2 separate regions of the Homo sapiens genome follow, and region 2 is linked to region 1. A link is an interaction called in ENCODE POLR2A ChIA-PET data of the cell type or tissue named here. Cell type or tissue: Panc1. All regions are shown on one strand. Each heading gives the region's core, and the rest is flanking DNA. Links, peaks and the distances in the headings are about the cores only. Region 1 overlaps HNRNPLL (heterogeneous nuclear ribonucleoprotein L like). Region 2 has its middle 31 kb from the start of GALM.

Region 1 (4,363 bases), core at 364-4,363:
TATTTTGGTGGAGAGAGAGCCTTACAGATAAAAATCATTTCTACACATCTAAACTAATTAAAATCTAAATGAAATAAGTCCTGCCAACACCTACAGGTTTATTTCTTAAAATCTTAGGCATTAAAAAGTCTGTAATTCTGACAACCCACATTAATTTTCAGAGGAGGAAGGAACGTAGACAACTATTACATAAACCAAAATTAAGGTATTTCAATTTTTCAAAAGAGGTAGAAAAGTATTTATAGGGGAAAAAAAGCTTTATTGTAAAGTTAGATAAACTTAGGTATTAAATTGGCAATGAATAAGAAACATACATAGCCCAGTATCGAACACAGTTCACACAGTTACCCTTGGCATAACTTACTGGGTTCTGTGATAAGGGTCTAAAATACTTCTAGATTAAATTTAATTTTTTCTTTATCTTTAGAGGGCTAAATGCTGGTCCACTGCCATCAAAATGAGGGGAAATAAATGTTAATGTGTGTTTAGTTTCCATCTAAACTTCCTATTAAACAGCTCTAAAATTGTAAATGCCTGCCTTATTTCTAAAAGGATTTTTTATATTAAAATTTAAAATAAAGTCTTTACAAAAGATCTAAATGGAACTTTCATTTACAAATTTGTTTAAAAGTGTCAGGATTACAAAACTGATATTGTCAACTACTGATATCAGTTATTCTAGGTAGATGACACATATTCTCCCTTCTTTTAAAGATGAAAACAAAATGGCCACATCAGTTTTTCTATTGTAAAAAAGCTGTGAACTTGGTAACAATCGTGCTATAGTCTCTTAATACCATGTTTGGTCCTTAAATCTTACTTGCCTATGTATAAAATCTATTATCTTAAAAAGAAAAAAAAAACAGATCCAGTGGGAGAAAGAATGTTTAATAAATGGTATTGAGACAAATAGCTATCTGTTTGGAATAAAAATAAAATTAGATCCTTAAATCTTGTACCATATAGAAAAATACATATTACTGATGGATCCAAGAGTTAAAAAATAAAAATGTAAATATCCAAAATTCTACATACAATTTTAGGGGGTACACAGATTCTCTGAAGCCCACCCATGGATCCCAGATTATTATCTATAAGAGGAACTGTTAATTATAACCTCTATTAAAATCTCAATGCCAAATACTAGCTGTATTTAAGTCACATGCAACAAATGAAAATGAACACATTAACTCATTGTTATAACTTTATAAAATCTCCAAACTGGACTAGAAACAGAGGCATGTCAATACAAATGGACAGTGACTTAAAAAAAAATACACCAATTTAAATAAGTTTGAATGCATACTGTACACGTGTATCCATGTCTGTTAGCCTTTCAGAAATATAAAATCAGTTAAATCTGTAGTACTTAAAATTCAACATATGTAACGTTATTCTCAAACTTCATTAAAATAATAAATATACAAGTTATGTTTAATATGAGTAACTGCAACATACTTAAACATCTAAACATATAATAGGAATTCTATATTAAAATGCAATACTTTCACCTGCATTAATCTCTTACACAATGAAAAAATACTTGCAGATAATTAGCATTAAGAATGCAAATATATTTTTACTGTGGAAGAAAAATTCCAGTAATAAGGTTAGAAATCATATATCTGTATAATCTACAATGAAGCTGTAGATAGTCTACATTATGATATTCTATCTTAAAATGAAAACAATTCAATATTTAAGCTTACAACAAATTTACTCAAGGCAAAATATGTTTATTACAGAACAGGATCTTAAAGTAAGCAAGGCAACATGAGATCAACCATTTTAGATTTTTTTTTAATGAAGTGTAGCTTTGAAATTGTAATAAAGGTGAACATAAATTCTAACATGCTCTTCTCTTCTTATAAATGGGATGATGTAGAAAAGCAAAGCTTCAATGTATAGGGATTGGAACCATCTGTAAAAAGTAAAAAACAGTTAATATTTCACTTCATCAAACTTTCAAGATCACCTTGAAGTATCAGAGTAAATTACTTCACCTTTTTATACTAAATATAAGAAATATGGTGAATATAAAGCAGGAATATAAAGAAGTAAAATTGGCCAGATGCGGTGGCTCACCTGAAGTCAGGAGTTCGAGACCAGCCTGGCTAATGAAGTGAAACCCCGCCTCTACTAAAAATACAAAAATTAGCTGGGTGTGGTGGTGCACGCCTGTAGTCCCAGCTACTCAGGAGGCTGAGGCAGGAGAACTGCATGAACCTGGGAGGTGGAGGTTGCAGCAAGCCAAGATTGTGCACTCTAGCCTGGGTGACAGAGTGAGACTCCGTCTCAAAAAAAAAAAAAAAAAAAAAAAAGTAAAATTTCTAAGTAAAGTAAGGGAAAGATTTTTATTCATATTTACTGGAAGGTAAGCTCATGAAGGCAGGGACTTTGTTCACTGCCACATTTCTATTGTTCTCAACACTGTCTGGCACTCAATTTTTTTTAGTGAATTCATCATTAAAGAATAAATAGTATCAGGATTAAGCAGCAAAGCTCACATTGCAAAAATATTGCCAACAGTTAACTCTCTATAAAAGCCAATTCAAATACAGCTTGGGAAGTAGGTCAAAGCTGGAATGTACATGAAGACATCTATGATCCCAAAAGGTTCCAGGAAATCTAGTATTAAATCTCTCTTCATCAATGGGGTACATAAGTTTTGAAATTACTGAAAAAAAAAAAACAAACCAACTGGGTATACTTCACAAAAATATTTCCATTTTGTAAATTTTTCTTTCCTTTAATTTTTCAGACCAGGCAGAAACAGCTCTTCCTCAACTACATATATAAGAAATCAAAGCAAAGAACCAGTTTTGCTATCTTAATGTATCACAATTTTAGTATTAAAAGCTGTAGTTCATTAAAGAAAAAAAATTCCTGTAAGGAAAAGCATATGCATCAACAAGTGTGTACAAGACACTGCAGAGGATAAAAACATACATAACTGTCCCTATCTCCAAACAGTTTATAATCTATATACTGTCTCTAAGGTATTTCATATAACTTTAAAGCTTTTTAAAACTTTCTCTCAAAAATTAAGCCTGACTACTTAATAAAATTTCCTTTTTTTTCTTTTAACTAAAAGTAAAATGAGAAGAAAGCCGACACTGTGGCTTGTGCCTACAATCCCAGCAACTTGGGAGGCTGAGGCCAGAGGACTGCTTGAGGCCAGGAGTTCAAGACCACCAGCCTGGGCAACACAGCAGGATCCCTCCATGTAAAAAAAATTTAAAAATAAACAAATATACACCAATAAGCTGGATGTGGTGTTGCACTCCTATAGCCCCAGCTATTTGGGAGGCTGAGGTGGGAGGATCACTTGAGCTCAGGAAAGTCGAGGCTGCAGTGGGCTGTGATTGCACCACTGCATTCCAGGCTAGGAGATGAGCAAGACCCTGTCTCAAAAAAAAAAAAAAAAAAAAAAAAAAAGGTGTTTCTTACTTAACTTTTTATTTAGGAATTTTCAAACATACACAAAAATGTAGATAGGTTTAATGAATCCCCACATACCTATCACCCAGCTTCAATAATTGTCAATATTTGTCAGTCTTACTTTATCTACCTACCCTTCACACACAGTTTTGAAAGCTAGAATATTTTAAAGCAAATTTCAGATGTTATTCCAGCCATAAATCATTCATTGTTTTTTTTTCTCTTTTTTAAACCATCATTCATCACCACACCCAATAATGTTCCCCTATTATTTAAATACCCTGGAGATCCAGGATCAAAGTAAATTACACAGCAAAAAGTTTCAAAAATTAAACTTGAGTTTTCTCACGCCTGTAATCCCAGCACTTCGGAAGGCGGAGGTGGGCAGATCATGAGGTCCAGGAGTTCGAGACCAGCCTGGCCAACGTGGTGAAACCCCGTCTCTAACAAAAATACAAAAATTAGCTGGGTGTGGTGGTGGGTGCCTATAATCCCAGCTACTTGGGAAGCTGAGGCAGGAGAATCGCTTGAACCTGGGAGGTGGAGGTTGCAGTGAGCCAAGATCGTGCCACTACTCTACAGTCTGGGGGACAGAGCAAGACTCGTCTCAAAAAAAAAAAACCAAAAAAAAAAAAACCAAAAAGGCCATTGTTACTATTATGGAGACAAACAAACAGGTTAACAATTTCACTTGACTTGACACAAATTAAAACAACCAAATACCATTTTTCATCTATCATACTGGTAAAAATTGAATATCTGACAACACTCAGTGTTGCTAAGAGTGCTGAGCAATGAATATTTTCATATATCACGGTTGGTAACGTAAACTGGTGCAACCTTTATAAAGTACAATCTAGCAACATTTTACCTAACTATAAACCTTCATGCCCTACACTACTGAAAAACTGTCCTACAAACA
Region 2 (4,403 bases), core at 210-4,209, 70 kb after region 1:
AAGCAATTCTCCTGCCTCAGCCTCCCGAGTAGCTGGGATTACAGGTGCCCACCATCATGCCCAGCTAATTTTTGTATTTTTGTAGAGATGGGGTTTCTCCACGTTGGCCAGGCAGGTCTTGAACTCCTGACCTCAGGTGGTCCGCCCACCTTGGCCTCCCAAAGTGCTGGGATTACAGGCGTGAGCCACTGCACCCAGCCCACACATTCTTTATTTCTATTTTAATTTAATGTGAATAGATACCACATTCATTCATTCACATTCTCCAAGCAGCAAACAAGTATAAAAATATACACAATAGAAAGTCTCACCCCTACTCTGCTCCAGTGCCCACTGGTTTCCATTCTCAGCCTCAATTGGGTTATCAATATTAGTAGTTTCTTGTCTGGCCTTCCAGAAGGCTGTTCCTAGTCAAAGACAATATACATTCTTTGTCCTCTTCTTTTTTTATACAAATTACAAAAGACTATACCCATTTTTCCAGCAAGTCACTTTTTGCATTTAATAGATCTTGAAGATCTGTCTAAATCAATACAAAAGCACTTACTCATTTTTAACAGCTATATAGTATTCCACAGTGTAGCTATGCCATAAATAATTTAAAAAGGCCTGTACTGATTGACATTTATGTTGCTTCCAATTTTTTTTCTGAAAAACTTTTCTGAAGTGACCATTTCTTTTGCTGTTACAAAAAAAAAAAAAAGCAATGAATAATATTCCTTCAATACTATCTCTAGAAATCATTATTAAAAGTATAAGAGAATGCTGGGTCCAAATGTACATATATTTGTAATGTTTAAAAATAATTTTAACTTTTGGCACAGGTGCGGTGACTCACGCCTGTAATCCCAGAACTTTGGGAGGCCGAGACGGGCGGATCACGACGTCAGGAGATCGAAACCATCCTGGCTGACATGGTGAAACCCCGTCTCTACTAAAAATACAAAAAATTAGCCAGGCTTGGTGGCGGGCGCCTGTAGTCCCAGCTACTCGGGAGGCTGAGGCAGGAGAATCGCTTGAACCCGGGAGGCGGAGCTTGCAGTGAGCCGAGATTGCGCCACTGCACTCCAGCCTGGGCGACAGAGCAAGACTCCATCTCAAAAAAAAAAAATAATAATAATAATAATGATTTTAACTTTTATTTTAGATTCAAGGGGTGCATGTGCAGGGGTACATTTTAGATTCAAGGGGTTCATCCCCATGTTTGTTACACCATGGGTATATTGTGTGATGCTGAGGTTTGGGATATGAATGATTCCCTAACCCAGGTAATGAGCATAATACTCAATAGTTAGTTTTTCAACCCTTGCTGCCCTTCCTTCCTCTCCCATCGAGTAGTCTCCAGTATCTTTGTTGTCATCTTTATGTCCCTGAGTACCCAATGTTTAGCTCCTACTTATAAGTAAGAACATGCAGTATTTGGTTTTCTGTTCCTGCATTAATTTGCTTAGGATAATGGCCTCCAGCTGCAACTATCTTGCTGCAAAGGACATGATTTTGGTTTGTTTTTTGTTTGTTTTTGTTTGTTTTGGCTGCACTATTGTAATTTTAATGGATACTGCTAATCTCTAATTGGCTAACATCTTGATGCTGTTAGGCTTCCTCCCCAAGAACATGGTCTACCTTTCCATTCGTTCCAGCCTTTTTTTGTGAAGGACAACACAATTTGGATCCACTATTTTTCAAAAAGCAGTGTATATATGCAAAACTTTATCTACCAATGATTTCAGCTATGCACCCCAAAAAAAGTTAAAAGGAAATGGGTCACTATGTTAATATGAAATGATCTATCAGGGCAGGTGGGATTTGGGGTTATATGGGATATAGGTTATATGGGTATTCTTTATTCTTTCTTGCATTTTTCAATTTCTTGCTTTATTTTGTTTTATCACTTTTGTAATAAAACAAAGTAAAGCAAGAAATTGTCACCCATACCCTGGACGATAGAGCAAGACTCTGAAAAAAAAAAAAAATCTTTTTTCTTTAATCACAGAATAGTCAATAACTTTCAAAGTAATAAAATTTAGCATCATTCACCAGAGAAAAAGCAATATAAATCTATGAAAGTTTGCCCCAAAGGATTAGATACTTTGAGATGAAATTTTAAACTGTCTAGATAAAGCACATTCCCCCTTTGACCTAACCATGTCCCTATATCAGATGACAAACTCATGAAAGACCAGTAAAGAGGAAGCTGTACCCTTGCTCTGAGTTTGACCTTTCTCAAAGCAGAATGTGGTTTTGCTAAAATAAGAAAAGAATCTGTCAAGGTCACGCAGTACTTGATTGTTATCTTACAAAATTTGGCAGAAGTTTTGCCCTAAACGTATCAGCAATACTGACAATTCCATTAAAAATTTATTTAAGCTGGTGCCACTGCTGCTGATGCATAATCTCATTTTAGGAAACTTCATTGTTTTTGGAAATTGCAGTTTTAGAGATTCGTAATTTGAGTTTTAAGTAGGATAATTTAAATAAAGATTGCCTGAAAGGAAAAATTCTAATATAATTGAGACTCATTGGAGGAAAATTGTACTGAAAATTTCCTTTAGGGGACATTTCCTATGTAGTATAAATGACTTTTCCCCTTTAGTCAATTTTTATAATAATTCTTTTTTTATGGCCCCAAACCTTTTGTTTGCTGTCGTCATTATGTTTTGTATGTTTGAGATGGGGTCTTACTGTGTCACCCAGGCTGGAATGCAGTAGCTCACTGCAGCTTCAAACTCCTGGGCTAGGCGTTCCTCCTGCGTCAGTCTCCCAAGTAGCTAGGACTACAGGCACATGCCACCACATCTAACTTATTTTTTTAAATAATTTTTGTAGATACCAGGTCTTGCTATTTTACCCAGGCTGGTCGTAAGCTCCTAGCCTCAAGTGATTCTCCTGCCTTGGTCTGCCAAAGCACTGGGATTACAGGCATGAGCCACTATACCTCAAAACCTCTTACTTCTTATTTTGGGAAGAAGAAAAGATGGAAGAAAATGAAAGCAGGTCTTAAAATCCTAGGGAAGCAGAGGAAGGACCATCCTTAATTATATTAAGGGCTCATCCTAGGCAAAATTACAAGGAAATTTCCTTTTCTTCTGCTATCATACCTCCCAGTATCCTTTCCAACTTACCTGTTTTGTATTTCTTCAAACTCTTGCTCCAAGTCAGATGTCAAACATGGACAACTATCTAATAAACAAATTCTCACTGAGATGGTTTCCCTTCCAAAGAATATTCAGATTTCTAAAGACCAAACAAACATAAGTCTGATAGTGGTATTTTAGAAAATATGAGAGAGCATGGGTGCAGTGGCTCATGCTTGTAATCCCAGCACTTTGGGAGGCCGAGGCAGGTGGATAACTTGAGGTGAGGAGTTCGAGACAAGCCTGGGTAACATAGTGAAAACTTGTCTCTACAAAAAGTACAAAAATTAGCCAGGCATGATGGTGCACACCTGTGGTCCCAGTTACTAGGGAGGCTGAGATGGGAGGATTGCTAGAGCCCAGGAGGCAGAAGTTGCAGTGAGCCGAGACTGCACCACTGTACTCCATCCTGGGTGACAGAGTGAGACCTTGTCTCAAAAAATAAAAAATAGAAAGAAAATATGAGAGGCTGTTGGAAAAACATAGGAGGCTCTTATCAGCATCCCTGACTCACAACACACAGGTTAGTCACATATGCCGCCTGCTTAAGATTAGTCCCAAGTCCCCAAAACGCCCTAGAGAAAATATCCTGATTATTTCTGCCTTCAAATAAAGAAAGAGGGAAAAGATTTAAAGTGACAGCATATAGGTTTTGTTTTTTGAAGCAAAAGAAAACATCCAAATCACACGTCATTAGTGTTTCATTTAATGCACTCAAAATATGTTTAAACTATTAGATACAGGAGATTCACAAAATATTCATAGGAAAGTAAAAAATGAAGATATATACCACATCCAATGTATATCTCAGTACCAGAAATAATTAATCCTCCCAATTATAGGAGGATTTTTTTGTTACTTGGCAGCTCACTGAGTTTTTCCAGATCAGGGACAATGAAAGCTCCCACCTACTATAGATTTTTATTCTCCTGGCTGGGTGCAGTGGCTCATAGCTGTAATCCCAGCACTTTGGGAGGTCAGGGCAGGTGGATTGCTTGAGGCCAGGAGCTCCAGCGAGACTCTATCTCAAAAAAAAAAAAAAAAAAAGATAGTGAGTTTTCATGAGATCTGGTTGGGTAGCACCTCCCCTTTCTTTATCCTGCTCTGCCATAATAAGGCGTGCTTGCTTCCCCTTCACCTTCCGCCATGATTGTAAGTTTCCTGAGGCCACCCAGCCATGCTTCCTGTACAGCCTGTGGAACTGAGTCAATTAAATCTCTTTCTTCATAAATTACCCAGTCTCAGGTAGTTCTTTATCACACTGTGAGA

Evidence for each region. Peaks named below come from ENCODE experiments on the same cell type or tissue, not always from the same donor. Only the 100,000 strongest peaks of a DNase experiment are listed, where the experiment ranks them.
Region 2: POLR2A ChIA-PET joins it to region 1 with 6 read pairs; 3 of 35 experiments call an interaction of 5 or more read pairs at or near these places.

What each region holds. Positions count from the first base shown.
Region 1 is chr2:38,562,317-38,566,679 of GRCh38, forward strand. HNRNPLL (heterogeneous nuclear ribonucleoprotein L like) reads right to left here. Exons shown (of 13, transcript NM_138394.4): 13 at 1-1,921. The coding sequence ends at 1,866. Among named protein-coding and RNA genes, the nearest start is that of HNRNPLL, 38 kb to the right of the region's middle. In Panc1, for the core only: no CTCF peak of the experiment used is centred there; no DNase peak of the experiment used is centred there.
Region 2 is chr2:38,632,605-38,637,007 of GRCh38, forward strand. No RefSeq gene overlaps it. Among named protein-coding and RNA genes, the nearest start is that of GALM, 31 kb to the right of the region's middle. In Panc1, for the core only: no CTCF peak of the experiment used is centred there; no DNase peak of the experiment used is centred there; H3K27ac peaks cover 386 bases.